Linked DNA regions of Mus musculus: all the other regions are linked to region 3. The links are chromatin loops, found by intact Hi-C in ENCODE. Cell type or tissue: heart. All regions are shown on one strand. Links, peaks and the distances in the headings refer to the core of each region. The heading gives the core; the rest is flanking DNA. Region 1 holds the start of Zscan2 (zinc finger and SCAN domain containing 2). Region 2 has its middle 5.3 kb from the start of Rps17. Region 3 holds the start of Zfp592 (zinc finger protein 592). Region 4 holds the start of Alpk3 (alpha-kinase 3). Region 5 overlaps Slc28a1 (solute carrier family 28 (sodium-coupled nucleoside transporter), member 1). Region 6 holds the start of Wdr73 (WD repeat domain 73).

Region 1 (4,957 bases), core at 569-4,568, 130 kb after region 3:
TAGCCCTCCGAGTCCTCAGACTGAAATTCTGGAGCTACCACTGCACATTGGTGAGGGATCTAAAAGAGCTAGGATCTTGCTGAGTGCTGCAGGGAGCATAAGAGACAAGCGCCATCTCCTAGTCTGTTCAAAGACCATTCTCTGTACACACACACACACACACACACACACACACACACACACACACCACAACCACCAACACCACCAACAGCAACAAAACCCTGACACTACTCCAACCTCCGAAGGCTCCCACCCTCTCCCTCTGTGGTTCTGTCTTACCACTGTGCCGAAAAGTCTGGGTCAGGTCTTCCACCAGGGCCACTGCCTCCTCACTGCTCTCAGGCCGATGTTCTTGCAGCCAGGCCTGAATTTCTCTTGGCAGCACAGTTAGCATCTGCTCCTTAGTGTGCACCTCTGGCCTCAGCCAGCGCCGACAGAGCTCCCGAAATCGGACAAGAGCACCCTGGGGTCCCTCGGCTGCGTCCTCCTCCTGGGGGCTGCCTTTTCCAGCACTCTGGGGAAAGGGCTCAGACTCAGGGCCATCCTCCTGCAGCACTGCTTCCTGCACCCACGCGTCATCCTCCAGGATCATAGTGGTGACCTCTGCCTGTTCATCTTCTTCTTGAGGTACCTGAACCAAAGGGCTGAGGGGAGTGCTCACTGCTGGCACTTCGGCTGCCATTGTCCAACTTCCTGGATGGTCACGAAGGCTTCAAGCCTAACACCTGTCTCCAGTCAGGCTCTCTGAGAAGGCCGTCTTTCCTCCAATCTCAACAAGAAACACTGCTGAGAAACAAGGCAGAGAACCAGAATCACTAAGGAAACTGCTACAGCCATCTCATAGCAGCCTCCGCATATTTAAAACCAACAGAGGCTTGTTGCCTTACTTCTAAAAGCAGTGACTCTCTATGGCAAAAGGAATATGACAGCCCATCGTGGTGGCGCACACCTTTAATCCCAGCACTCGGGAGGCAGAGGCAGGCGGATTTCTGAGTTCAAGGCCAGCCTGGTCTACAAAGTGAGTTCCAGGACAGCCAGGGCTATACAGAGAAACCCTGTCTTGAAACACCCACCCCCCCCCCAAAAAAGAAGAAATATCACACACACACAACATTGGTCTGATATCACTATTCAAATGCTAAATACTGGCCCCCAAGATCTGGTTGCACGCAACTAGAAGGTCTCATATACACCAAATGATGCTCTGTAAACCTTGCCCCACCCCCCAACTTATCCCAGCCAATAGAGATGACTGGGCAGAAGGCAGGGGGTGGAGCAAAGGTTCCCAGGCTTGGGATCTGAGGTAGAGACCATGAAGAGAGAAAAAGAAAGAAGGAAGTGGCCATGGGGGAGGTAGTTCATGAGCCCATGGCTATAGGGGCTGGCCTGATGGAGTAGAAGCGGCCCAGGCAGAGCATGGCAAGTGATACCTTGGGAGGTAGACAAAATAGCCCAACTTTAATGCTTTTAAGCTTATTATGAATCTACAGGTTTCTGTGTCTTTTATCTGGGAACAATATGGTCTGAAGTGGGGTAGAAACACCTAGTAGATATTTAAAGACAACAAGGGGATATAGCAACCCAATAATAATAATAATAATAATAATAATAATAATAATAATAATAACTACCACACACATACACAGCATTGCTCTTTTCAGAAGACCAAAGGAAGAGTAGTGGGATGCAGTGATCTGGGCTGAGAGAAACAGAACTGACATATCCTACCCTAAGTCAGTTCAGACTCCCTTCAGAGACTGTGACCTAACAAAGAGGTTAGTCATTCAACCTCAGTGACCACTTAATGAATAGATAACACTCATCCTTATCATATGGAACATCATAGTGATTACTAATGGATCGCATGTCAAGGTGCCCCCAGCTTCACTACAAGTCATTAGTGCTATATTTCAAAGGAGGTTGCCCTCAGATAATCTCCCAGATCCCAGAATCCAGGACTCCTCAAGGCCCCTATATAAAATGGTGTACCAAATACCTTCAATCATCTCTAGACAACATATACTTAAGTGTAAATAATATGTAAACAGTTGGTATGCTGTACTGTTTGGGAATAATAACGAGAACGCTCCTACATGTTCAGTACAGACATTTCTGTTTATTTTTTTGCTTCTGAAGCAAGATCTCATTATGTAGCCCACGCTGGCCTCGAACTCCTGACCTGCCTGTCCTGCTTCCTGAGTGCTGAGATTACTGCCTGCCCAATTCCTTTTTAAATGAACACACATGGGGATCATTGCGGGGGGTGGGGGTGTGGGGGACACACACCTAGATCTGAGTAGTAGCTCTACAAAATATTCAAAGCAGTGGAATTAAAAACTATTTAAGTATTATGAAAGCAATGAATATTTATTTTTAAAAAATCATTACACCATAGAATCAGATAACATGCCCTCCCCCATGAAAATAGCAAAAGTTAAAACAGAACAGCAACAACAGAAAGAAAACTGAAGCTCCCAATGTCAATTTGTCCAAAATGACTACGTGAAACACAAATACATCGTAATTCTTCCTGGACATCCCGGGAACACTGAACCTAGACAGCTTATTAGCTAAGCCTGGCTCCGACACGCCCCCTCAGAACCTCAGTTTCCCCACCTGGTCAAGGAGGCGGCTCGGTGGGATGTCGTCGAGCATCCCTTCCCAGTGTAAAGCCTGCGTTCCTAGGCTGCGCGTACCCAGCGCTCTGGTGTGAGCGGAGCCTCGAGGGCTCCGAAGAACCAGGACGCAGAGCTGCGCGTCCAGCCCGTCGGGCGCGGACACCGACGCCCCTCCCCCAAACTGCCCTGAGCTGGCTCCAGGCCCGTTACTCGCTGTCTCTCTGGCTGTTCCCCGCGGGGCGCGCGGCTCCTGACCTGCCTCTCCCGCTCGCCTCTCCAGGGACCAGGTCCTGTTCCCGCTATCTCTCTGAGCGCAAAAGCACCCCACGGTCTGGCCCGGCCCGGCCCGGCCCCTCTGGATTCACCTCAGCTCAAGCCCAAGGGGCACAGAGAACAATGGACGGGAGAGGCCCGCCCATGGCCACTCTCATTGGCTGTCCACAACAGTTCCTGAAATTCTGCTCCACTATTGGTGAAAACTGCGTCCAGATGGGCGTTGGGAGGGAAGTTCCACCCGATGCATTGCGGGAAATGTAGTTTACCCAGAGACGGGGGGGGGGGTGGTTTGTACCTGAGCGAACAGAGGGTTTGATAGCCGTAAGTAATGCCTCCGGATCAGAGGCAGAGGACGACCCAGGACTAGCTGTCTGTCTTCTAGTACTGCCCAAAGCTTTCACCTGAGACAGATAGTGCCAATTCTCTAAAGCTCGCGTGTATTTATCTATAAAAAATGAAAGCTGGGTGAATGTATCAGTCTTTTTCAGCTGAGAATTGAGTGGCAAATGAGCCCTCGAGAGCCAAAAGCTGACTCTAAGCAGAGAAGAAATCTGCGCAATCAAAGTTCCTCTTGGCCCAAGTTCGCACCTCTCCTGGAAATTTGCAGCTACGCACAGGCATTTGCACTCCGGGGTTGCACTCCCCTTTGTTTTCACACGTGGTATTCTTGCGTCTTCACGAAAGCCCCGCCCCGCTCTTTCTGCTTTGTAAGTCCTAGTCTATAGTCGGCTCCTTGGAACCTGCCCTACAGTTAGGCAAGAGGTTAGCTCTGGGAGGGAATGACCACCCAGGCACCCTAAAACAGGACACAAAGGACAATAGTGGTCCTTCCAGATGGGTCATCTCAAGGTCCCCAAAACAGGATGTAAAGAACAGCAATAGATGGTAGTGGTCTACTAGTTGGCTCAGCTTCAACTGGCTTCAGGGTATCTCTAGATAAGAGTATGCATGGAGTGCCTGCTACCCCTTCACCAAGTGAACTTTTCAGCTTTGAGGGCACTTAAGCCCCAAGACTGGGTGAAATGAGCTTCCAAGAAAAGTGTGCCACTTTGTTTTAGTGCCCGCCTTAATGGAGGGACAGGGAGAGGATAACAGATAAAGGATAAATCTAAACCCACTTCTGTCCCCGACACAGCCATTCCTACTCTGTACGGATTGCTCTCTTCCCAAAGAGCATACAAACTTTTACTCCCTTACTCGCTCTAGTTAAAACCCTTGACTTGGGGGCTGGAGAGATGGTTCAGTGGTTAAGTGTGGGAAGCCGTTGCAGAGTGGCAGTTGCAGAGTGGCAGTTGCAGAGTGGCAGTTGGCTACTGCTGGCCACTACACATACATAGGCAGTGAAGGTTCTTTTGCCAAGACAAGTTAACCAATCAGATGTGAGACACACCTCTCCTAGGCCTATGTAAGCAGCACCAGTTCTGGGCTCAGGGTCTTTTCGCCTCTACAATCAAGCTCTCCCAATAAACGTGTGCAGAAGGATCCTGTTGCAGCGTCGTTCTTCCTGGCCAGTTGAGCGCGCGTAAGAGTTAAGAGCACTTGCTGCTCTTGCAGAAGACCCCAACACCTACATTACAGCTCACAACAGTTTGTGGGCCTGGTTCCATGGGATCCATACTAAATAAAAACAAGAGAGTAACTACCTGGACACTCAGGTAGGAAATCTAAGGGAGAAGTGATAAACAATATCCTCCGTGGTCTACGATAAAATGCACCTTTACCCACTGAGCCATCTCGCTGACCCAGGAACTGTTGTTTTCTCATTTTGTCGTTTGCTTTCTCGTAGTCTATCAAATGAAAGAATTTGAATGTTGGAGAGATAGTTTACTGGTAAATAGCACTTCCTGCTCATTCAAAGGATCCGAGTTCAGATCCCAGCACCCGTATGGGTGCCTTACAACTCCCTGTAACTCTGGCTCGCACGCGCGCGCACGCGCGCACACACACACACAAACATACACACAGCAAAATAAATTCATTTCTTCTGACTTAAAATGATATTTGGCTTTAAATTTTTTATTTTATTTTATTTTATTTTATTTTATTTTATTTTATGTGCACTG
Region 2 (4,957 bases), core at 484-4,483, 350 kb before region 3:
TATTGAACACCATTTTCAATCTGATAGGTTTTTAATGTTTACTCTGAGTCCTAGAATTGAAAACTTGCCTTTGTAATTAGTTCTGAGTATTTGAGGCTAGGCTACCTCATGAACATATTTTGTTTCTCCCATATAGCATCTGTTGATAACTCCCTTTACTAGAACATATAAGAAGGGATTTTGCCCTCAGATGAGCAGCTGTAAGGAAAACTCAGCAAGCATGGGGGAGTTGCCTCCGCAGGTGTTCAGCAGGTTTGCCACTATGCTGAGCTCAAGGTTTGCATGGGGGTGCTGGCTCCTGGGTGCTTTGTAAGGGTAACACTCTTGGCATAAACTAGATGGCAGTGTCTACTTTAGAGACTCCAGAGTGTCCCCAGAAACAATTGTGTTAGCAGTGCTGGGGTGAGAACATATGTTGATGCAGGGTCCCTATAGAATCCATGACCCTTGACAACTGGCTCTACTGTAAACTGAGTCTAGATGAGCTTTGCTAGCATAAAACTTGTAATCAAGAAAGCCCTGTATCTTTTATTCTATCTTACATTTCTATCACACATTTCGTATTAAATGCTCAATTAAGTTTAAAAACAAATCACTTGTCATGGTGGGCTGGCTGCCTGTGAGCTAAGAGTGGCTTTTGTTGGGTATGTTTAATTTCAGCACTAGGGGGAGACAAACAGTTGGATCTGACATCCAGGGCTAGAGATTCTCAAAACTGCCCCAACCCCCAATAATGAAAGGGCTGGGCAGCTACTCGATGGGTGGTGTGCTTGAGCATAAAGACCCAAGCTGGGGCCACTAGCTCACACGTGGAGCCCAGGTTTGGCTGTGTGCACTTGTAATCCAGAATTGAAGAGATGGACTGTTGAGGAGCCCTGGGGTTCTGAGTTTGGTGAAAGACCGAGTTGGAGCCTAGAAGATAGTAGACCTCAAAAAAGAAATACTGTGTTCTTAGCAGTATTGTTGGAGTGAACATCATGAAGCTATGTCTTCTATGTGAAGTCCACTATGTCTCCAATGTTGGAAACTTAACCCCCTATGCAACCATGTTGAGATCTGGGGCTTCAGGGGCTGCTTCTGCTACTGCTGGAATGAGTCTGTTATGAGGGGGCTGTTAGGGCAAAGTTGGCCATCTTAGTTGTGATTTGTTGCTGTGATGAAGCAGTGACCAAAACCAAGTTGAGAAGGGGTTTATTTGGCTTACACTTCTACATCTTAATCACTGAAGGAAGCCATGATAGGTGTGCTTACTCACGTGTTCTCATGTTTCTCTCAATTTTTGAGACAGGGTTTTTCTGTATAGTCCTGGCTGTTCTGGAACTATCTCTGTAGACCAGGCTAGCCTCAAACTCCAATCTGCCTACCTCTGCCTCCCAAGTGCTGGTATTGAAGGTAGGTCTGTGCCACCATCATCAGGGACTTTTTCTCTATTGAGGCTCCCTTCTCTCAGATGACTCTAGTTTGTGTCTAGATGACATAGAACTTGCCAGCACACTTCTTTTGCCAATCTATGAACACAGTATATTTTGATTTTTTTCAACATTTTATAATTTTCAACAAATCCCAGAGTCCAGGCCCTCTTAACAACAGTTGGACCACTATCATGATTTGCCTCAATTAGCCTCACATGGTAAGTAAGCTCCTCAGATATACCAGTACACTTACTTATTCCTTCTGTGGCTGTGTTAATGGTCTCACCGGGTAACCCTGCCTGCCTTTGCCTTTGCCTTTGCCTGCCTCTAGCTGAACCACCACACCTGGCTTATTTCTATTTTATTCCTGTGTGCAGTCTATTTGGCATTAGAGACAATGGTGGATTGTGCAGGCTAGTTTTAAGTCAACTTGACAAGCTAGAGCAGTGGTTCTCAACCTTCCTAAAGATGCCACCCTTTACTACAGTTCCTCGTGCTGTGGTGACCCTCAGCCGTAAACTTATTCATTGCTACTTCATAACTAATTTTGCTACTGTTGCTACAATATAAATTTCTGATATATGGCCTCTATGAAAAGGTTGTTTCAATCAAGGGGTCACAACCCATAGGTTGAAAACCACTGAGCTAGAGTAACCAGAAAGGAGCCTCAATTGAGAAAATGCCATCATGAGATCTGGCTGGAGGCAAGCCTGTAGGATATTATCTTTATTAGTGATTAGTAGAGGGGGCCCAGTCCATTGTGGGTGGTACCACCCCTGAGCTGGTGGTCCTGGGTTCTCTGAGAAAGCAGACTTAGCAAGCCAGTAAGCAGCAACCGTCCATGGTGTCTGTATCAACTCCTGCCCTGCTTGAATTTCTGGCCTGACTTCCTTTGATGATAAACAGTGTTACAGAAGTCTAAGCCAAATAAACCTGTCCCTCCCCACAATAGTAACTCTTAAGACATGGACTTTGACCACTTAGCCGGGAACAAATAGAAAAAGAACTGTAGATGGTTAAAGCTAGAGGGCCTGCCATTGTACTTTCAACACAAGCGCTGCCTTGGATGGATATTTGCATGAGGTGTGTGTGTGTTGGCTGCACAAGTGTAGGTGCAGTGCCTGCAGGAGCCAGAAGAGGGCAGCAAGTCCTCTGGAACTGGCATCGCAGGTGGTTTTCAGCTGCCATGTGCATTCAGGAACCTAACTTACTAGGTTTTCTGCAAGAGCAGCCACTACTAACCGCTGAGCTTCTAGCCTTCTAGAGTTATTTTCTTTTTTTGTTTTTTTTGAGACAGGGTTTCTCTGTGTAGCCCTGGCTGTCCTGGAACTCACTTTGTAGACCAGGCTGGCCTCGAACTCAGAAATCCGCCTGCCTCTGCCTCCCAAGTGCTGGGATTAAAGGCGTGTGCCACCACCGCCCGGCTACCCGAGTTATTTTCTTAATGAGTGTACTTGATATTGTAATTAATTGTCATATAACAAGTGATATTAACATAAGCCTCTTTTTGTGGTTTGTCGAGACAGGGTCTTACTATGTAGTCCATCCTGGCTGTCCTGGAACTCACTGTAGGCCAGGCTGGCCTTGAACTCACAGAGGTCTGCCTTCCAGTGACGTAATGAAAGGCATGTGCCACCATACCCACCTCACAAGCCTCTTTTAAACAGTTTAAAATTCTTGTTTCTGTCTGGAATTATTTTCCTCAAGAACTGTAAGAAACAGACAGTGGAGAACAGCGGTAGCTTTGTAGGGCCAGTCGGGGACTGTCAACATTAGATGTAGCTTGGGTCTTTGTTCAATGTGATCTGATGTCTCTCTACAAGTACAGTGTGGTTGTGTCCCAGGGCCACCTTAGAGTCTGTTTTATCCAGAGAATGATCTGGGGTAGCTGCGCTTTAAGTTTATTAAGCAAGCAAAAGGAGAAGGACAAATAGCAAGCAGTGGGAAATGACATCCGCAAGCCAGGAGCTTAAAAGCTTCATTAAGGCAGCCAGCTGGAGTGTCCAACTGAGAGTGGGGGTGGGGGGGAGGGAGGGAAGGAGAGAGAGAGAACCCGTGGCAGGTAGGCCAGTGTTTCCCCCAGGCGGGGATGAACTGGCGCGGTTGCTGTACTCCAGGGGCAGTGTTTTCATCACCCTTAGCTGTTTGCCCTCCTTAGTCCACATTACAGGGCCAGGGGCCAGCCTGCCCAGGATAGGGAGTCTTGGAGGACTCCTAGAAGAAACAGGTGTGAGTCTGAGCTGAGAAGGTCTAGCTCACTCTCAGCAAGACCAACAGTACACGGCAGTTTCTGTTCTCTTCCTGTAACTGGCACAATGTAGCAAGGTTAATCCTTACATAATCCTGACTACTCTAAGTCTGTATAATCCTGTGGATTTATGGTATTGGAGGAAATGTATGTTAAAAGCAATGTTTCCAATACTCCTCATAAAACCACCGGGAAGGAAAACTCGTTTTCTAAAGCTTTTCCCTGTTGAAGGTCCCACCCTGCCTCTAGGCAGTGAACTTGAATCAGGTTCAAAAGATGGGTATGGTGGTACAAGCCTGGGACCCCAGCCCTTGTGAGGTGGAGTTTAAAAGACAAAACAAAAACCAGACAACCAAAAGGCTCTGTGGCTGGGCCTTAGTTCAGAGTGCTCACCTAGCATGCAGGGAGGCACCGCATAACCCAGCATGCAGGAGGCACCGCATGACCCGCACAGCAGCACTGACTTCTGACACATGCACATTAACCCGGACGCCTCCGGCCAGCTGACTCACACACAATTCCAGGCCTGCCAGGGCTAGATATCGAGTCGACTCCATCTCTAGAAAAACAAAACAATTCTCAACACTGGAGAGGGAGAGGAAGGAGGGTCAGAAATTTAAGGCTAGCCAGACAGTGGTGGCGCGCGCCTTTAATCCCAGCACTCGGGAGGCAGAGGCAGGTGGATTTCTGAGTTTGAGGCCAGCCTGGTCTACAGAGTGAGTTCCAGGACAGTAAGGGTGCACTAGCGTGTGGATACTCGTGTGTGTTGGTGCACTGGCGTGTGGATACGCATGTGTGTGTGGGGTGCACTGGCGTGTGGATATGCGTGTGTGTGGGTGCACTGGTGTGTGGATACGCGTGTGTGTGGGTGCACTGGTGTGTGGATACTCTTGTGTGTGTGGGGTGCACTGACTTGAGGTTGAAGTTAGGAGCCTTCCTCCATTGCTCTCAGCACTGTCTATTGAGACAAGGTTTCTCCTTGAATCTGGAGCTGCTGTAGGCGATTGGGCTAGCGGCTTGCCCTGCTTCTTGCTGGGATTACAGGCAGGCCCAGACCCGTGGGTCGGGAGTCCCAACTTTAGAATTATACATTTGCAAGTGCTTTTCTTTCCTTTCCTTTTTCTTTTCTTTCTTTTTTTTTTTAACATTTTAAAAGATTTATTTATTTATTATATTTAAGTACACTGTAGCTGTCTTCAGACACTCCATAAGAGGGCGTCAGATCTCATTAGAGATGGTTGTGAGCCACCATGTGGTTGCTGGGAATTGAACTCAGGACATTCAGAAGAGCAGTCAG
Region 3 (4,957 bases), core at 575-4,574:
AGATTTGACATCTTCACACAGACATACACACAAATAAAACACTAGTGCACCTAAAATAAAAATAAATTTTAAAAGAAGTAAAGTCCTGTAGTGTGACTCCAAAGCCAGAGAGCACTGGAATCAGGTGGGCCAGGTTTAAATTCAGCCATGTTACAATTGCACGGTGGACAAAGCACCTCACCCTCTGAGCTTGTTTCCTAGTAAAATGGACATGAGAACCTTGTCTCCTAGGGTGTAGAGTAGTAAGGTAATATACACAAAAACCATTCCCATGGGTTCTCCCACACAGCAGACACTCAGAAATGCTACCTCATTTTCCCTTCCTAAAAGCTGTAAAGACCTTACAGAGGACAGGATGTCCCCTATACTTGAGCTGTTAAACAGAGAAGAAATCCTTGCCTTATCTAAGTCAGAACAGAGCTGGGGCCAGGGGCCTTATAAAATGCAAATACTCCTAATTACCCTAAGCTACAATTCAAACTAAAGAGGGAAAATGTCCCCCCTACACCACAGGCCTGGGTGATCAGACAGGCCCAGCTCTCCACAGACCTTTATCTCCCCTCTCCCCTCTCTTTCTTCCTCTAGCCTCACGAACCTCTTTCACTTCCTCCAAGTTGCCAAACTGAGTGCTGCTCCCCACATGGTTAACGCTTAAGCCTTCTTTGGGTCATATGGTGCTTCTTCAGGGAAGGCTTCCCTGAGCCCCCAATTCAAATTATTCTCTTTCCTCATCTTTTTCCCCCTTGAACTCATCAGAGTTTATAAATTTGATGTTGCCATTTCCTTCAGAGTATTGTTCTAAAAACTACTCTGGGGCTAGGACTCAGAGGAGAGGCAGAGTCTGTGCTTAGCAAGACTCTTACTAAGGCTGGACTGATTTCCCCCACTGCAAAAACAAACCACCAACCTGCAGCACACACACACACACACACACACACAGAGAGAGAGAGAGAGAGAGAGAGAGAGAGAGAGAGCTGGCTCACACATAGAGCCCTTCTTAGGGCCTCTGCCATTGTAATATTAACTAAATCCTCACTGAGCCTAAGAGTGATGGTTATCCCAGCATTCAAGAGGCTGAGGCAGGAAGATCTAGATAGGCCAGTCAGGAAGACATAGTTAAACTGTATATACAAAGAATAAAACAAAAAACTGCCACCTCCCTTTGCCTCAGATTCAACTCTCTTTCTTTTCCTCTTCCCTGTTAGTATCTGGTTCTTTGTAACACACTCCGTGTTTACTAGACCCTGTCCTTACTGTCTTCCCACATGTTAGAAGGAAAGCTGTACAAGGACAGTTAGTTTTCATTGCTCGCCACATGGAAAACATGTATTTGTTGACAAATATTTTCTTATTTCTGGACTTTGTCTCTAGGTCAAGATCTCCCACACTAAAGTGGAGGTATCTTTCTGGTTGACACAGTATCTCCAAAACCTAGTTCTGTCATGGCGCATACTACAAATACTCAGAAAAAAAAATGTTTTCAGTTAGGCATGGTTGCCTGAAGTCCCAACTACGGGGGAGGTTTAAGACCGGAGCTTGGTGGCCAACCTGGTTAAAAGTGGAGATGGGGGGAGGGGTAATGAACCAAAGCCATCTTCAGTGGAGCTGTAGAAATGGTCCAAAAAAAAAAAAAAAAAAAAAAAAGCACCAGGCTCCTTTCTCTTTCCCACTGTAATGTACCTGTCAGTTTAGCAAATAGACTTCTGAAGTCCCACTCAGCACCCATCAGGCCAAGCACATTGTGTGCTCAGCCGGTGTACACCTGACACAATCACACTCTAGCTCCTACACGAGCACAGGCCACGGGCAAACCCTGGTCCAAACCCATTTTACCCACCCGAATCCCACTCTCCTAAAGCAGAAACTATCTAGGCTTGTCCTGGCTACAAAGCATGCTCCCTGGGTGGGCCTGTAGGTTGTTTCAACCCTGGACTTTTAATGTCACCTCTGGTCTGCTCGTAAAAATAGTTAAAAAAAAAAAAAAATACCTGACCACCTCCAATAATCTTAGGTTCTCAAGAGCAGGCATACCTAAGGTCATACGGACCCCTCCCCCTCACAAAAGCTGCTTCAAGGCCAGGAGGCCATCTGTCCAGCAGACGCTCTCCTGTCCTCCCCCTCCCCGGGTCACACGGAGCCTTTCCCCACTAGCCCCTCGGTTGGCAGGAAGAGACCCCGCAGAGAAATCAGTTCAAGCCTGATCAACAGGCCTGGTCACCCCCCCCTAAGCACCCCAACTCTGGAGGAGGAAGACTTGTCTGCCCCGGGAGAAGGAACCCCCGGGGTCAGAACTTGGGCGAGGCTGAGGGGGAGACTGAGGGGCGCCGAGGAGGGCCGATGTTCTAAGTGTCTGCCCAGTGACGGCGCCAGGTCCTCGCGCGGCGGGGACCGTGGAGCTGACAGGGCGTCCCAGCCTGGTGAAGTGCACCGTTATCCCTGCCTGGGCCGGGGGCTCGGCGGGCGGCCGCCTGTCGCGCGCGGGACGACAGCGGAGTGCCCGGGCCGCCCCGATCGGCGGGCGGCGGCGGCGGAAGGGGTCCGGGCCGGGGGCGGGGTAGGGTGGTGGCCAGGGCCCGCCTGGCGGCGATCGGGGGAAGTGGCTGCCGCCTGGGGCGGCGGGCAGGGTCCACCAGGCTGCAGGGCCGGGCCGCGGCGCGGGCAGAGCCCGCTCCTCTCAGACTCCCCTGCCCGAGCTGGAGCGGCCCGGATGGTGGCCTCGCCCCGTCCAGGCGGCGGGGGGCGCTTACCTGGCGGCGGCGGCGGCGGCGGCAGCGACAGGCCCCGGGCTCGGCCGCGCGCGTCCCCAGCGCCGGCTGCGGGAGCCACAACATGGCGACGGCGGTGGCGGGCGGGGCTGCGGCTCCGGGGGCGGAGCGGGGGCGGGAGCCGGGCTGGCGGCGGGACCTGGCTGAGGCCGCGGGTGGGAAGGGCGGGCGGAAGGCGACTCGGGCCTGGGCACCGGCCAGGGCGGTGCGGCTATAGAGCTGCCCCGGCCCGGCCCGGCCCGGCCTGGCCTGGCCCGGCCCCGCGCCTTCCGCCTCCCTCCCGCCTCAGGCTGGTGCGACCCTGGCTACGCTGACTCCGGGGAGGGGCGGGGCGAGGACGGCGCAGGCAGGACCGGGACTCCGACCTGGGCTGGCTCCCGCCGCCCTTGGCGCGGCCTCTCCCGGCCACCTGGGCCCGGGAAGCTCGGACGCGCCTCTGAGGCCTCGGTGCGGCCCAGGCCGCCTGCCGGAGGGACGCGTTGTACCTTCGCGGCTATGGGCCGACCGGACGCCGAGCGCCTCAAGAGCTCGGAAGAAGTCGTCTTCGCGGAGAGCTGGGCGAGTCGGGCCTAGGCAGCACTGCTAAGTGAAAGGAAGCAGGAGGGCAGTGGGCCTGGGCACTCAGGTGCGCCTTAAATGGCTACTCGTCGCAGGATGGAAGGACATGCTTGCGGGCGCGGGGCGCTCAGACGTGTTACCTCTGGGGGAGCCAAGGGACGCTCGGAGAGTGGAATGGAGGTGGAGGGGTTGGGGTGGAGGGAGCTGATAACCTCTCAGGGTGGACTGGCAATTCGCAGGCTCACCAGGGAGGCTGTGACTCCAGGGCAAGAACTCGGAGAGGCGGCCGACAAAAAAATTACCAAGTTGACCCGCAGGACTTTCCAAGAACCTGGAGTCCCTTGGGGACGCGATAGTAAGGCAGCAGGGTCGGACGGTGGGAACTGGCAGGCCAGTTCTGGTGCCAGGCAGGATTGCTAAGCATGAGCAAATTCCTCCCGAAGAAACCAGGAAAAAGCCCACACTTGGCAAAAGGGCCAGAGCTGACATTCAGCTGAGTCTGCTGTGTGCCAGGACCCGACAGAACCCAACACCTGCATGAGGAGTGCGGTAGTGATGAAGGAGTGAAGGCAGTTACGAGAAATTATTCTTTCCAGAAGTTTGGCAGGGAGAGGAAGGGAAAACTAGCCTCCATCTTAAGAAGGAGTAAAAAGAAAGGTTTGTTTCATTTGTTCCAGTTTGAGAGAGAGCGAGAGCTCAAGGAGCCAAAGACAGAGTCATTTATAGTTTATATCCCAGAAAGATGGGAAATGGGGAAGAGGAAGTCCAAGGAAAAGGCGTGTTGTCCAACAAGATTCGAAAGATGAATAAAGATAGAAATATTTGTCCCGTGCGGTAGTGCATGTGTGTAATCCCAGCTCTTGGGAGAATGAGGCAAGATGATTTTGAGTTCAAGAGCAGCTGGGGTTACACATTGAAAGACCGCCTTAAAAGCCAAGAAAGAAAGGATCTTGTTTATTTGAGGCAGGTTTTCTCTATGTGTAGCTCTGGCTGTCCTAGGACTTGCTCTGTAGACCAAATTACCTTCCAACTCCAGAGACCCACTACCTCTGCTTTGTGGCGCTGGGATAGAAGGTATGCACCACTATGCCTGGCAGGACTTTTTATTTATTGTAAGTTAGGGAGGCATGCAATTTTCCACAGATGAGCTACCAGGATAATCCTAGATGGTATCCATAAACAGCTAAATTCTCTGTCTTTAATCTCTGGCTACAGTTGGTTCAAAACCCCATACTATGGTGGCATGAATCCCTGTAATCTCGGCATTCTACTCCTGAAGGTGGGATAATCAGGATTTTAACGCTCATCTTGGTTTTATGTATATATCCACCTTGAGACCAGCTTGAGCTACAGGAGACCTTGTCCCACCGCCGCCTCCCCAAAACACAAGAACAAAACCTGTACCACTTAATAGAGAAAATGGCATACTCAGCAAATCTGATATCTGTAGAAGTTTCTGAGGTACTTTCCCCCCCTAAATGTCTGTAGTCCCAACTTGTTTGTTTTGTGTGCATTCCTGTGTGTGAGTGGCGGTCAGACTCAGGAGTCAGTGTTCTGCTTCTGCCATGTGAGTCCCAGAGATTGAACTTGGGTCATAAGGCTTGGCAGCAAGAGTCCTTGTGCACTAAGCCATT
Region 4 (4,957 bases), core at 464-4,463, 63 kb before region 3:
GAAGCCAAGCAAACCTGGCTGCTCTGGTCAGGACCCGTTTGGGTCTGTAGCCAGTTGGCAGGGGGTGGAAGAGTACAGGGGAAACTGTCCCAAGTCCAGGGCTAGAAAATCCTTTCCCACTGCTCCTACCCGGAGCCTTCGGATACCCAACAAGAATAGTCGTCTTACAGCATCCCCACTAAGGTCCAAGGACTCAAGCCAGACAAACTTTTCTCACTTCCCGCCCTCTGGCTGATACACTATAAAAATGTCTAACACAAGCTCATCCAGGAAACATCCCCAGGTCCAAGCCTCCAGCCTTGTTCCTAACAGCTCCGAACTCACTCCCCTCTGCCTGGCTTTCAAAGCATCCTTTCTTCCCTTCCTCCACTGCAACATCTCCAAGAAGAATCCTGCTTCCTTTTCTTCTCTTTGTTCACTGCTATTGACAAAGGCCAGATGCAGAAAGAAGTGATACCCAGATAAATCACTTAGCCTAGTGAGATAAGCGATAAGTCACAGTGACAAGTGAGAAGCACGAGGCTCTCACAGGGCAGGCTGCTTCACTAAGGAGCACAATAAATGTCCACATTTCCTTGCAGCATTCCACAGAGCCAACAACTGGGGAAATGGTGCCCTACCACAACCCCCAGCAACCCAGGAGCCTGGGTGAGTTTGACTTAGTCACAGTACCGGCCCTCAGTCCTACCCCAAACACGTGACACCATTTGCCGAGTTTTATGCAGAAACAGGTTCCGGTTACATTTGAACTTTTCCAACTCCAAGGTCAATAGGACTCTGACGATCCAGGAAGTGCCCAGGGCTTCTTTTCCTGACTGTCCTTCGAGCCTGTATGTATTTATTCTCTCTCTCTCTCTCTCTCTCTCTCTCTCTGAGCGGAGAGCAGAAGTCTGTAAATAGTGTCTCAGAGAAGCAAGTTACGCAAGCTAAATTTTGGTGCTAAGAAGTAACAGCCTACTCCAAGGCCCACCCTGTTACATTTCCTTTTGGAAAATGGGCTCAGGAGCAGAGGGAAGCTGAGCTGCCCACAAGGGGCAGGAAGTTCCTGTCTCCGTGTCTCCAGGGCGATGCACTTGTTCTTGGGTGTCTGCATCTTGTTCTTAGAGTGTCTTTTGCAAGGCTTGCCTAGTGTCTGTGTATCCTTTGCAACTAGGGATAACCTAGCTCCTAAAACAAAGCCTTCCAATGTCTCTTTCTGCAAGGCCAATAAAGGGTTCACCAGTCCCACCCCTCCTGTGCCAGTTCAACCCCTACTGGGTCCCACTGGGCAGGGCAATTGACTCCTTCTGAGCTTCAAGCCACAGATCCTCCCTAGATCCCCAGACAAGGCCAACAAACAGCCACCTCCTGGCACCTTCCTCTCAACCAGACACAACACAGTGCAGGAAGGCCAAAGCCCTAGGCCCAGGGGAGGAACTTCAGTTATCACAAGGCCGATCTCGGACTCTAAGCTAAACAGCCTCTAATGGCTCCCCCCACACCCATCAACCAGCAGTCCCCTCCTTTGAAGCCTGAGGAATTTCAGCCACTCTGGATCCCCTTATCACTAACTGTGGAATTCAGCCCTGGGGTTAGCTTGGTGTGGGCGAGGGAGATAAGGAAAGGGCCCCTGTAAAATCACTCCAAACTATGGCCTTTCCCCTCTTGGGCCACACATTTGAAACCCTGGGGCCCTCAAGGGACCAAAAGGGTACCAAGAGGGTCCTCAGGGCCTTAGGGTTGAGAAAGTTTGAGGGCCCCGGTTTTACCCAGGCCTCCAGATTTCAGAGTGCTTTTGAGAGCCTGGCCACACCCGGCCACCACCCAAAGGACAGAGCAGCCTGGGGCAACCCAGGGCCCTGGGCGACTCACCTAGCCTCTGGCCGCACGCTAAGCAAGTAGCTGCGACTGGCTGGGCCGGGCGTCCACACCGGCCCGTCGTCCTCGCTATCTCCACCAGCTCCTGCTCGACCACCCAGGCCCCAGCCCCGGCCCGCGGCCCTCCGCGACCCCATGGCACCGCAGCCCCTGCCTCCAGCCCCGGCTCCTGCCCGACTCTGACGCGCGCCCCTATTTATAACCCGGGGCTGCTGTCACCTGCTGCTGTCCCTCCCCCGGTTTAGGCAGCTACTCAGCCTAACCCGGGAGCCAGGGAGGCCTGCAGAGAAACTCCGTGAATGCCGACCCAGAGACAGAAAGAAAGGGTCCTTAGAACCCCAGCCTCCTCACAACTTTCTTCTGGCTTTCTTTCAGTTTTTAGAGAAACAAGTAGAACGAGGGTAGAGAAGAGTTCCTAGGGGAGGAGAGCTTAAGATAGATCCTGAAAGGGGCCACACTGACAGCCACCAGCCAGTGGTCTGTGGGCCACTACTTAAGACATACTCTGTCACCTCTATCAGTGACCTCCCTCTATCCAAAGGAGCCCAAGATTCCTGGGTATACATTGTGTGTCTCCCCCAAACCCTTAGCAGTATCTAGCATAGATTAGTGGTTCATCAAAGGCTTCTAGAATAATCCAACCTCTTCCATCCCTTCAGGCTCCATTTCCTAAGGTCAGAAAATGGGCCAAGTCCTAATGCTTAGAAAAACGATTCTATCCTTCACCGTTCCCAGAGCAAGCTGCTAAGCACAGCTTAAACCTGGCGCTTAGTTTTTGGGAGTGACCACAGTGGGTTTATCTGTCCCTGACCACAGACCTAACCTGGGCCAATCAAAGGTCTTCACCGAAATATTTGTTTATTCTCTCTCTCAGTCCTGGCTTCAAGGCAATTGCTGAGACTACAGGTGTGTGCCTTCATTCCTGACTTACCAAAACACTCTTTAAAAAAAAAATGCATTCCCTATATTTTCTTTTCTTTCCTGCCTCTAAGCTCTCCTTTGCTCTCCTGCTCACTCTATTTCAATTTCATGGCCTCTTTTTCTTTAATTCTTGTTACAAATATTTCTTTAATTGTTGTTACACCACACACACACACACACACAACCTGCCCAGTCTGTATAATGTTACGTGTGTGTATATCTTCAGGCTGACCGTTTGGTACTGGATAACCAGTTGGTCTGCTTCCCCTTGGGGAAGACTGTTTCTCTGGCTCTCAGCATTCCTTAATTGCCTATAGTTATTTGTTTAGGTTTGAGGCCCTGTGAACTTTCCCTGTTCCATGACAGCACGGTTACTTGTATCATCCCTCATCAGGTCATGTTTAGGCAGCATGTCTAGGTGTTGGTGAGACTTCATGTATATAATTTCTGACATTTCTAGGAGATACACTGTTACCGAAACTTCTTGTTTCTACAGTCTTCCCCCTTTCTCTTCAACAATGATCCCTGAGCCTCGGGTGGAGGAGTTGTGTTGTGAGCACACGCCCCCATTCATCTTTGTTCTTGAGTCTTCTGAAGATGCATGCCTTAAGATCCCTCTAGCTTCAGTACCAGCTTTTAAATATTTACCAACTGGGGTCACATGATCTCAGGCCTCAAAGAGGCTTACAAAATAACTAGATAGACTAATACGTAAGACACTGCAAGGGGCAACACGCAAGGGCAGAACTAGAGAGAGGGGCATAAAAGCATAAAGAAACCGAGTGGTGAGTTTCGGTTAGGAAGGAGATAGAGCTTAAATGTGATTTTAGAAATAGGTGCTCACCAAGTAGACCATGGGGGAAGCACTATTCCAGATGGAGGAAGGCGTGTGCATAAACACAGGAGACATGCAGCCACTCAAGTGTAAAGGAGACGGAGAGGCAGAGAGCCAGTCACTGGACAGGGGTCAGGGCCTAAAGGGCTAATTTATTTAGCACACCGTGGGACTAGTCTAAACTGTTTCAACATGGGTCCCTGTTTCTCTATATTTTCTAAACTTCTAAAGTCCTCTCCATGGAAAAAGCAAAATCTTTAAAATTTGGGAGAGAATTATTTTATGTATATCGGTGTATACACACAGCAGTCTATATGTCTGTGTACTGTGTGAATGCAGCACCCATGAAAGCCAGAGGGGACATTGCATACCCTGGAAGTGGGGTTATAGATGGTTATTAGCCACCATGTAGGTGCTGGGGATGGAACCCAGGTCCTCTTGAACAACAGTCAGTTTTTAACCACTGAGCCAACTCTGCAGCCCAGAAAGGCAAAAAAGGCCCTGTTTGTTTGTTTGGTTTGTTTGTTTGTTTGTTTGGTTGGTTGGTTGGTTGGTTTGGTTGGTTGGTTGGTTGGTTGGTTGGTTGGTTGGTTTGGTTGGTTGGTTTGGTTGGTTTGGTTGGTTGGTTGTTTGGTTTGTTTGGTTGTTTGGTGGGTTGTTTGGTTGTTTGGTTGTTTGGTTGGTTGGTTGGGTTGGTTGGTTGGTTGGTTGGTTGGTTTGGTTGGTTGGTTGGTTTGGTTGGTTTGGTTGGTTGGTTGGTTTGGTTGGTTGGTTTGGTTAAAATTCATTTTCTTCATGCTCCCTTTCCTTTTTGTCTAGAGTTTTCCCACCTTCTGTCATCTGACGATCTAAACAGGCTTTTTACCTAAGTCCCTGATGATGGGGTAAAGCTAAAGATGGGGTGTCAAAGAACTCAGGGATGGAGAGACAGGGAATGTCTTTGCTCTCAGGTTTACAGCCCAGCAACAGAAGAGAGAGGATGTAAAGTGTTGTCCAGTGTGGACGAGCTTAGCAGTCCAGAGACTCACTCAAATTCCCAGAGCAGTTGTGTGACCTTGGGCCCTTGTATTTTCTCAGTAAAGGGGAATAGGCCTTTGACTTATGATCCTTGAGCTTATGGTTGTTCATTCAGAATACAAGGAGGGTAAATTTGTGCATATGTGTATGTATGTGTGTGTGTGTGTATGGGTATTTTGCCTGCATGAATTTCATGCCTGTGTATCATGTACATGCAGTGCCCATGGAGGCAGAGGAGGGCACCAGCTTTCCTGGAACTGGAGTTACAGATGGTTGTAAGCTGCCATGTGGGTGCTGAGAATCAAACCAAGGTCCTTAGGAAGAGTA
Region 5 (4,957 bases), core at 381-4,380, 140 kb before region 3:
GGAGAGCCTCACCATGGACACACGGTCTGTGTTATTACATGAAGGAAAGGCAGGAAGTTTGTATGGACCAGGGACATCATTCGAAGGGCGTGCAAGTGACCAGTGACAGCAGGCATCTGAACGTGAGTGACTGAGGGCCAGGGCGTGAGGGACATTTGCCTCTTGGGTTCTTCTTCCCATTGGAGTGTTTGTCCTGCCTGTGTGTTTCTTTTCAATAGTTCAAATGTGTGGCAGAGTTGCTAAGACTATGGGAATTCTCTGTCACTAAAAAGTGGGAAAGATGGGTTGGAGAGATGGCTCAGCTGCTAAGAACACTGACTGCTCTTCCAGAGCAGAGGTCCTGAGTTCAATTCCCGACAACCGCATGGTGGCTTACAACCACATTCAATGCCCTCTTCTGGTATGTCTGAAGACAGCTACAGTGTACGTATATACATAAAATTAAAAAAAAAATATTACTTTTTAAAAGTGAGGAAGTTGGGCCAGATGGTGGTGGTGCACGCCTTTAATCCCAGTACTCAGGAGGCAGAGGCAGGGAGATCTCTGTGTGTTTGAGGCCAGCCTGAACTGCATAGTGAGTTTCAGGACAGAGAAATCCCGTCTAGAAAAACAAAGAAAAAAAAAAAAAGCAAGCTGAAATATTAAAATATCATGAGCCAGGCAGTGGTGGTGCATGCCTTTAATCCCAGCACTAAGGAGGCAGAGACAGGTGGATTTCTGAGTTCGAGGCCAGCCTGGTCTACAGAGTGAGTTCCAAGACAGCCAGGACAGAGAAACCCTGTCTTGGGGGGAAAAAGAAAGAAAGAAAGAAAGGAAGGAAGAAAGGAAGGAAGGAAGGAAGGAAGGAAGGAAGGAAGGAAAAGGAAAGGAAAGGAAAGGAAAGGAAAGGAAAGGAAAGGAAAGGAAAGGAAAGGAAAGGAAAGAAAAGAAAAGAAAAGAAAAGAAAAGAAAAGAGAAAAAAACTCAAAAAAACAAAACATCACAAAAGGGAGTTAGCTAGTTGGCTCAGCCAATAAGGATGCTTGATGCCAACCTGGCCACCTGAGTTTCACCCCTGGGACCCACATGGTAGAAGGTGGAGCCAACTCATTGTTTTCTGACTTCAGCACTGATACTGTGGCATGTGTGTGCCTGCACTCTCACACATATGCAGGCACACACATGCTGAATACATCCTTTAAAACAGCAAAGAAGGCACTACTCCCAAACACTTACACCCCTGTATGCCAGAGCTGTGAGGAATTTGGTTTTCCTTTCCTTTCCTTTCCTTTCCTTTCCTTTCCTTTCCTTTCCTTTCCTTTCCTTTCCTTTCCTTTCCCTTTCTTTTTTTCTTTCTTTCTTTCTTTCTTTCTTTCTTTCTTTCTTTCTTTCCTTCCTTCCTTCCTTCCTTCCTTCCTTCCTTCCTTCCTTCCTTCCTTCCTTCCTTCCTTCTTTCTTTCTTTTTCTTTCTTTCTCTTTCTTTTCCTTCCTTCCTTTTCTTAATTTGCCCATTGGGTAAAAGGGTCTAGGGCTGAGAGGGAACTCTGGGTGGGGACTGCATTTGGAAGCTGGTTCATGAGAAATGCAGTTGAGACTTTCAAGATAGCTCAGCAGGTAACGGCTTGCTACCAAGCCTGATGACCCAAGATCTACCCTGGAGAACCCCACAGGGTAGGACAGAAGCAGCTCCCACAAATTGTCCTCTGACGTCCACGTATACATCGTGTCACACACAACACACCTCCCCAACGCATACCTAGAAAATTAATTAATTAAAAGTAAAAGAAAAAAAAACGGTGATGAGGTCCAGTTGAAGCAACAGAATAAACAGCACTCACAGAAACCCGCTGAAGTGTGCAGAGCAGGACCCTGCAGCCTGCATGGCTAAAGAGAGAGGAGCATAGTGTCTAGGAGACCCAGGACACCAGTTAGAGCGGCTAAAAGGAGAAGGACAGAGGCCATGCAGGCACAGCCAATCATATTCGGGAGCCTCAGCACTTTGGCAAGACAAGTCTTGAGACAGACAGAGACTATGGCACTCAGGGCAGGCCTGGCCAGGTAAAAACAGTGTCAGAGGGAGGATGTGGACACAAACCAGAAGCCAAGTAACACTGAGAGGGAGCAAGAGACCCAGAGATGGTACCAACAGGCAGCACTTCTGGGAGGCCAGGCTGGCAGGGAGGGCCGAAGGGCAGGAGCTGGTTATTGTATTTTGAAAAGGGAGCGTCTTGCACAATCTCTCAGAACAAGTAGATGGTCCTAGGTGGCAGCAAAGATCTGCTCCCACAGCCCAGCTGTGGGGACGAGAAAGAAAAGAGCGGTGGACCTTCCCCTCCCTCTTCCCACCAACACCACAGGCCTCTCTAGACTTGCTCCACTTCCCACCTATTGCTGTGGCTTGCCTGCTGCTGGGGACATCACATGACAGGGAGCATAGATACTGCATTCAGAAACTCCGTTCCTGCCTTCTAACCCCTCCTTGCTAAGGCTTGGAGCTGGAGCTGCTCACAGCTCCGGGGGTGACGTCATTCTGCTCTCCCAGAAGCCAGATGTGAGTCTACTCAGCTGACGCGGTTGACTCTGTGAGGGACTCCAGGGCAACTGGCTGGCTACAGCCCCAGGCTGGAGCTAGGAGGACATGTCCAGGATGGCAGAGTGGGCATCGGAAAGTGTGTTCTAACTGTAGGCGGAGGCTGTTGGTGAGAGGGAAGCTTCATTTGGGGAGAAGGAGTGAATGGTGACGGAGGAAAGGGAAGCAAGGGGGTCTCTAGATGGCTCAGTGGTAAAGCATCTGCCTAGCATGTGTGGCGCAGGAGCTGCAGCACCACGAAGATAAGGAAAAAAAGCACAAAGGAAAATGAGAAGAAAAGAAGGGAGAGGAAAGGAGGGGGCAGGAGGGGAGGGATAGAGGGAAGGGGGAAGGCAGGCAGGCTCCAATTTTCTAAGGTACGTTATGTTATAATGTCCCCGTGGCAAGTATGATCTCACAGCCCAGGAACCACCTCTGGAGAGCCTGGGGTGGTACACAAGCAGTGTGTGTAACTCAGGGCAGTGCTACTGAGGAAGGACTCTTAACTCCTACTATGTGCCTGGAAGGAAGTCCTACTGTGTGTCAGATACTCATTGCTATGTGCTGGCTCACTGATCCTCAAAGCAACTGAGGTGGCTATCACTATCTCCCCTTAAGCAATGGGGTACACTGAGGCTCTGAGGTGCAGGCCACCCATCCAAGGTCACACAGTTGAGAATGGGCAGAGACCACTCAGATGGCTGAGGCATCTGCTCTGGAGAAAGCTTGATTCTCTGCATTCAGGGCTGTGTGTGTCCCTGCTATAGGCGGAATTGTCCAGATTGATGTGATAAAACCAAAGCCCGGGTGACAGGCTCAGACGAGCCATCAGGAGGTGAAGCCCTCATGAATGGGGTCAGTTCCCCTTATGCAAGAGGCCCCAAAGTGCTCCCTCTGTCTTCGAGCACGTGAGGATGGGAGAGGAGTTGACCGTGACCAGGAAGAGGGATTCCTGATCAGAACATGACCCTGGGGGCTCTCTGCTGTCCCTTCCAGCTGCTAGAGCGCTAAGGAGTGGACTCCTGTTGTTTGTGAGCCAGTATGGCTATAGTTTTTAATAAGAGCATCCCACACTCTGAGGACCACGGCTCCAGAGTCTCCACTGTGCCACACCCTTGGAACAACTTCATCCTGCCTGGAAATCAAACCCATGCAAGCTGGCTCTCCTTCCTCCGCCACCCCAAGTCCTTCCTTTCAGCCTTGCCCCTGTCTCTGCTCTCTTCCCACCCCATCTCTGAAAAGAGGACTGTTTACCTGAGGGGATTAAGGTCTGCCTTAGGCAGGTACCCCCAATCTCTCAGGAGATAAAAAGGGGTTTTGGTTTGTTTGTTTGTTTGCTTGTTTGTTTTTACCTCTGGGGCTCCTCAGGAGGAGCAGTTGAACACTGCTTAGCTGAGCAGGTGGGGCCTGTGCCAGAGGCTGGAGCCCGCCATTGTGAGAGGCAGAGGGAGTGTGACCCTGGGTCAGCCAGACCCAGCAAGAAAGCAGGAGCTGGGCTGTAAGGAGGGGGGACTGAGGGGTCGGGTGGAAAGTTACTAGAAGGGAGATGGAGCCAAAGCAGGGGTGGGACAGGGGTGGGAGGGTGACTAATCAACCAGATATAGCCAGGAGGGGGAGGACACTACATGGACTGTGCAGAGCTCTGGGCCAAAAAGAAGCAGAGGACTAAAAATGTCCCAGGGTGATTCTACTTCCTGGAGGGAAGATCATTTGGACTAGGTCCCAGCAGGAGACAGCCTAGGTCTAAAATCTGCAGGAGCTCAGGGAAGGCTTCCCAGTGTGGACACTGGCCAGAGACTCAGACCAGAGTCTGAGAGGCATGGAAGAGCCTTGAGTTCAAGTCAATACCCAACAGGGTCACCCTACCTTAAGGGCAAGTCTCAAGACTGAAAGAAAAGTGTTTGTGATGTGGTGTGTGTATGTGTGTGTGTGTGGGGGGGCAGTATATAGTGTGTGTGTAGTGTGTGTGTGGTATGTATGTAGTGTGTGTGTGTGTGTGTGTTTTGTATGGTGTGTGTGTGTGCAGTCTGTGTATGTGGTGTGTGTGTATATGGTATGTGTGGTGTATGTGGTGTGTACTGTATATGGTGTGTATATGTGGTATATGTGTATGTGGTGTGTAAGTAGTGTGGTGTGTGTGGTGTGTGTGGTGTGTGTGTATATTGTGTGTGTGCAGTGTGTGTATGTACAGTGTGTGTAGTGTGTGTGGTATGTGTATGTGGTATGTGTAGTATGTGTGGTGTGTGTGTGTGTGTGTGTTTGAGTGTGTATGTGTGTGTCTTGTAAAGGCTGCGTTGACTTACACACTGAGATCTTCCTGCCCCTGCTTCCCTATTGATCTCTAGGATCAAAGGTTTCCATCACCACCACTGCCTGGCTAAAGGATACATTTCTAAGGTTGCTTCCATT
Region 6 (4,957 bases), core at 346-4,345, 95 kb after region 3:
GCCAATTAAGTCTGTATTGTACCTGCTTTGGGACACTGACAGCTCTTTGGCTGCACATTCTTGATCCTAAATATACATTAGGGGTATATTTGATGTCTCCGATCCTGCTTGTAGCTGACATCGATGGATCTGGTTTTTTTGCGTCGTTTTCACCCGGACTCTGCACACAGAACAGAAGAAACATCAACAGGGCTTCGCGCAGCGCTGAGCGCTTCCGCCCCAGCCAGCGGAAGACCACGCCCTCTCCTCGCGAGAGCGCGCGCCTGCCCAGGAAGTCTGGCTGGCGGAAGTGGAGCGACGGAAGCCACAGTTGCTATGGAGCTCGCTGAGGACTGGCTCGTGGAGTCTTTGCGATTGTAAATTGGCCCGTGGGCGGGTCTGATGGGCAATGGGAGAGGGCGCGTGCGGTTGTGGGCTCGTGGGCAGTGCCCAGGCACGGACCGATGGAGGTCCTGACCCCCGGCCTCTAGCTCTGGGACTCTGGGTCCTTTGTAAGCAAGTAATGTGACCAGATCCGCGCATGTGAGGGCTGATAAGGCACACATGGCCGGTTACCCTGGGCCGGATTCTAGGTTAACTTGAACACAGGTTTCTCCTGATTGTTCACCTCAACTTGGGGAAATCAACTTTATGGGAGTTCCGCAGGTGAGGAACCAAGGCTTGGTTCCTTATGGCCAGCCCGGTCTCATACACCAGGGAGGAAAATGCAGAAGAAAAGATTCAGCCCCATGTTTACCTAACTCCAGAGCCTGGTTCCACCAGTCCTTCAGCGATCTCCCAGTTCTTGGTTAGCTGTGCGTCGCGTGATTTTTGTAACCCTATCCTGCAGGTACCAAGACTTCCATGCATTTGACCTCTCAGGAGCCACTCGAGTCCTTGAGTGGATTGGTGAAAAAGGTAATATATCTTGCCTGCTACTAAACGAGATGCGTTTCTGCCTCATGGGCTGAATTTTAAAGTCTGAGCCGCTAGGGAGACCCATTCAACTTCCATCCCCTGACACAAGGCTACTCAGAGAATGGGGAAGGTATTGGGAGAATTTATAAATCCAGCCACGATCCACGATATTTCTAACTCTTTGTCATAGTTACTGTTTTATTTCAGGAGTCTTTGTTGCTGGTTATGAAAGTTTGAAAAAAAATGAGATTCTTCATTTGATACTACCTCTCAGGCTCTCTGTACAGGAAAACCAGGTAACTTAAATAGAGAAGCTGATTATCTGTGTCAATTTATTATGCATTTCTGGAGTGCCTGTTACTCTGCCTGACAAGTACCTGGGGCTGCCACAGAAGGAGGGGGGGGGGGCGGGCGGCGGCGTGTGCAAACCTTTAATCCAGGCACTTGGGAGGCAGAGGCAGGTGAATCTCTGTGAGTTTGGGGCCAGCTTGGTCTACAGAACGAGTTCCAGGACATCCAAGGTTACACAGAGAAACCCTGTCTCAAAAAAAAAGAAAAACAAAACCAAAGTCTAGAACAAGGCCCCTGTGCATGGGGATGAATGCCAAGGACAAGCAGGTGGTCGCAGGAGAGCTGCTACAGGCAAAGAGCAGTCTTACTTTATCAGAAATAGACGTGGGCTGGAGAGATGGTTCGGGGGCTCAGAGCACTCTGCGCTTCCAGAGGATCTGCGTTTGACTCCTGGCACCCACATTGCAGTTCACAACTTGCTGTAACTCCTTTCCAGGGCATCCAGCATTTGCAGGCAGGCAAAACATCCGCATACATAAAATAAATTTTAAAAATGTAGAGCCTTGAGAAGTAGTCAGTGGTGCAGTGCTCACAGAGCATCTTAGTCCCTCACAGACAAGAGATGAGGGAGCCATGTGGATGAGTAAGGTCGCCTGGGATGAGGGAGCAGGATCTGAGGCGGCAGGGCAGAGCCTTGGGGAGCACATTTAAATGATGCGGAGAAAGAATAGTCTTTGAAATAGGGGGAGAGAATGTGTGAGTGTAGCTAGTGGCTGCTCCTAGCCAGCCAGGGTTACACAGAACTTGTCTCAAAAAAAATAAAAAAAAAAAAAAGAAGAAAGAGAGAGAGAGGAAGGAAGACAGACAGACAGATGTGCCAGGCAGTGGTGGCGCACGCCTTTAATCCCAGCACTTGGGAGGCAGAGGCAGGCGGATTTCTGAGTTCGAGGCCAGCCTGGTCTAGAGAGTGAGTTCCAGGATAGCCAAGGCTACAGAGAAACCCTGTCTCAAAAAACCAAAAAAAAGAAAGAAAAAAAAAAGAAAGAAAACAGATGTTCTTAATAGAGTGAACACTTGTTACATGGTTGTTTTGTCTTTATTGCTAGAAAGACCCACCTTGCTTGTAGTGGGAGGGTGAGTGGGTTGGTGGTAGTAATCTTTGCATTCTTGGGTTAAGCTGTTTGTCTTCTGTGTCTTCCTCTAGGAAGGTGTAAACTGTTTTTGCCCCATAATCCAAGGGCTAGGACAGACTAGAAAAAGGCTTGGGGATAGGCAGGAGGGAAAAAAGAAGCTGACCACGTACGTAGATATTTACACGAGTAGATGAGCCCTGCCGAGGTCCAGCCGAGTGACTTTGATGCCTCCTTCCCTAGTGCTCATCTGGAAAGCAGGTGCTGAGCAGGGCGTGGTGGTGCATGCACACCCTTAATCCCAACGCCTTTTTTTAAAAAAGATTTATTTATTTATTATATGTAAGTACACTGTAGCTGTCTTCAGACACTCCAGAAGAAGAGGCCATCAGATCTCATTACCGTCGGTTGTGAGTCGCCATATGGGTGCTGGAATTTGAACTCAGGACCTTCAGAAGAGCAGTCAGTGCTCTTAACCGCTGAGCCATCTCTCCACCCCCAATCTCAGCACTCTATTTTGAGGCCGACCTGGTCTACAGAGCAAGTTCCAGGACAGCCAGGGCTATACAGAGACCCTGCCTAGATAAGCCAAAAATGAAAAGTCTGATTGCCCCACCCCTCCGATTTTTAGGGTTTACACCCAGAGAGGGACTTCAAAGTACGCCATGGAGGATTTTCAGACAGATCTGTCTTTGACCTAAAGCATGTGCCAGATACCAGGTATGGCCAGTCTGTGTCCCAGACTTTCATTCTCTGGGGATGACAGGAAATGCTCTGCAGCATCTGTCTTTATCAGCATGCCCACTTCTCAGGATACAGACATAGGTGGGTGTACCTGGGGCATCTGAAGAAATTGTTAGCTTAGCAGACATTTTGACTAGTAGAGCCTACAAGTCCGTGCAGTTGCTCCAGGGGCCAAATGCAGACTGGAAAAGCCCTCTGAAGCTTGTCTGAAAGCTGACAGACGCCACAGAAGTTCAGGTTTTAGTCGGGGTTCTGTGTTCAGGCTTCCTACTTGTGACCTTTCTAGGTGACCATCATGACCTGTGGCAGCCTGGGCTAAGTCTGTGGCTTTCTTGAGTTGTGATCCTGTCCCTAAAGCAGGATGAGCCTGCTCATGTGTTGGACGAGGGCAGCTGGTCCCAGGGCTCCCAAGTGGGCTAGAGAGGAAAGGCTGCTGTAGGGAGGGCAAGCTTCCATGTCTGCTCTTAAGATTCCCCGTCTCTCTGGAACAGGTTGCTGGTGACCAGTGGACTTCCAGGGTGTTACATACAAATGTGGCAAGTCAGAGAGGACAACGGTGAGTAAAGTTCACGGGGTGGAAGGTGAGGTTTTAGGAAAGTGACTCACACACTCCTGTCTCTTAGCAGAGCCAGGAAAAAAGCACTTAAGCCAGGGGACAGCACAGTTTCTGTCTACTACATGCAACCAAGATGAGTTAGCATCCATAGTGTAGCAGACAGGCCTACTAGGGCCTCCTTGAACTTCCTCCAGGAGTTGAGTTTACCACCCCAGCTGCTGGCAGAGCACCTAGAGAGCCAGGACCTCCCTGCTGGACGTGGGCAGAGGACGGGCTGAGCTAGAGCCACTGGGGCACTCAGCTCTTGGAGGAGGTGGCGTAGCGGTCCCTTCCTTTACAGTGTGCTAGTTCTAGAGAAGGCAAGTCACAAGTGAGCAAGACGCTCACTGGCAGTTTCTTGCCCAGAGATCACACTGCTTCCCAAGGGACACAGAGAAGGAGCAGGAGGTGTTGATTCTGTCCAGACACCAGAGCATGTATCTCCCTGGCTTGATGCAGCCATTCATCCCATCCCTCCTCCAGCGAGAGACATCTCCCAGCAGGAAGTGGCCTGCTGCCTCCTCACACTGCCTCCCACTGCCTCCCACTGTCAGTGTCAGCACGGTGGGTGGTTGTTACTTCTCCCAGGCTTGGCTGCTGCACAGCGCTTTCTCATGTGCCCTCACCACTTGCCTGCGTGGTCGTTCTCAGTTCCTTTTGTTGCTTACCTGTACATGGGGTCGGTTTTTGTTGTTGCTCCTGGGTGTTTTTCGTTGTTGATGCTGTGTTTTGATGTTTCAAGGCAAGGTTTCTCTGTGTAGCCCTGGCTGTCCTGGAACTCACTCTGTATACCAGGCTGGCCTCAGAGATTTGCCTGCCTCTGCCTCCCTATTAAAGGCTGGGTGAGAGTAAAGGCATTCCCCACCACTACCACTAGCTTATTGCTGCTGTTTTAATGGTGTATGCTTTACCTATCAAGTGATTTTGGCACAGCTCAATGACTTTTAAAGATAATTTGTCAAGTTTTACAGCCATCACTGTAAACCAATTTTAGGACATTTTTCATTGTTCCCATAAAGATCTGTCAGGCCATTTACTATTAATCTTACTCCTGCCCTTGCTCAGACATTATTAATGTATCCTCTCTATCATGGGCTTGCCTATTCTGAAAAGCGTCTCACCAGTGGAGTCTCTGTTGTACTCTCTGCCCCTTAGCCGATGCTTTTTAAGACTGTCCGTGTTATGGCGCCCATCGTGATGTGTTCCCTTTTACTGCTGACACTATGCCCTGGTATGGGTGTGGCACATTTTTCCCATCTCTTCCACACCTAATGTACAAATCTTGATATGAACTTATATT

The links. Hi-C counts contacts between places; a loop is a spot of excess contacts. Peaks named below come from ENCODE experiments on the same cell type or tissue, not always from the same donor. Only the 100,000 strongest peaks of a DNase experiment are listed, where the experiment ranks them.
Region 1: it touches region 3 in a loop (2.5-fold over the local background); 3 of 42 quality-filtered maps call a loop at or near these places.
Region 2: a loop joins it to region 3, with 2.1 times the contacts of the local background. A loop is called at or near these places in 2 of 42 quality-filtered maps.
Region 4: it touches region 3 in a loop (1.9-fold over the local background); 3 of 42 quality-filtered maps call a loop at or near these places.
Region 5: it touches region 3 in a loop (3-fold over the local background); 3 of 42 quality-filtered maps call a loop at or near these places.
Region 6: a loop joins it to region 3, with 4 times the contacts of the local background. A loop is called at or near these places in 8 of 42 quality-filtered maps.

The regions. Positions count from the first base shown.
Region 1 is chr7:80,858,994-80,863,950 of GRCm38, reverse strand. Zscan2 (zinc finger and SCAN domain containing 2) reads right to left here and starts at 3,020. Exons shown (of 3, transcript NM_001382511.1): 1 at 2,874-3,020; 2 at 280-786. The coding sequence starts at 682. In heart, for the core only: no CTCF peak of the experiment used is centred there; DNase peaks (open chromatin) are centred at 3,040 and 3,570; H3K4me3 peaks cover 2,146 bases; H3K27ac peaks cover 1,717 bases.
Region 2 is chr7:81,337,502-81,342,458 of GRCm38, reverse strand. No RefSeq gene overlaps it. Among named protein-coding and RNA genes, the nearest start is that of Rps17, 5.3 kb to the left of the region's middle. In heart, for the core only: CTCF peaks have their summits at 659 (motif pointing right) and 2,538 (motif pointing right); no DNase peak of the experiment used is centred there.
Region 3 is chr7:80,991,553-80,996,509 of GRCm38, reverse strand. It overlaps Zfp592 (zinc finger protein 592), which reads right to left and starts at 2,826. Exons shown (of 10, transcript NM_178707.4): 1 at 2,748-2,826. In heart, for the core only: CTCF peaks have their summits at 2,608 and 3,244; a DNase peak (open chromatin) is centred at 3,029; H3K4me3 peaks cover 4,000 bases; H3K27ac peaks cover 2,843 bases.
Region 4 is chr7:81,054,667-81,059,623 of GRCm38, reverse strand. Alpk3 (alpha-kinase 3) reads right to left here and starts at 2,024. Exons shown (of 14, transcript NM_054085.2): 1 at 1,852-2,024. The coding sequence starts at 1,994. In heart, for the core only: no CTCF peak of the experiment used is centred there; DNase peaks (open chromatin) are centred at 670, 986, 1,393 and 2,013; H3K4me3 peaks cover 2,053 bases; H3K27ac peaks cover 3,182 bases.
Region 5 is chr7:81,132,260-81,137,216 of GRCm38, reverse strand. The region is part of intron 8 of Slc28a1 (solute carrier family 28 (sodium-coupled nucleoside transporter), member 1); the gene reads right to left. Among named protein-coding and RNA genes, the nearest start is that of Slc28a1, 20 kb to the right of the region's middle. In heart, for the core only: CTCF peaks have their summits at 2,246 and 4,250; DNase peaks (open chromatin) are centred at 2,466, 3,106, 3,596 and 4,146; H3K4me3 peaks cover 649 bases; H3K27ac peaks cover 2,586 bases.
Region 6 is chr7:80,896,584-80,901,540 of GRCm38, reverse strand. It overlaps Wdr73 (WD repeat domain 73), which reads left to right and starts at 272. Exons shown (of 8, transcript NM_028026.2): 1 at 272-356; 2 at 830-897; 3 at 1,105-1,193; 4 at 2,950-3,038; 5 at 3,554-3,618. The coding sequence starts at 316. In heart, for the core only: no CTCF peak of the experiment used is centred there; no DNase peak of the experiment used is centred there; H3K4me3 peaks cover 1,119 bases; H3K27ac peaks cover 862 bases.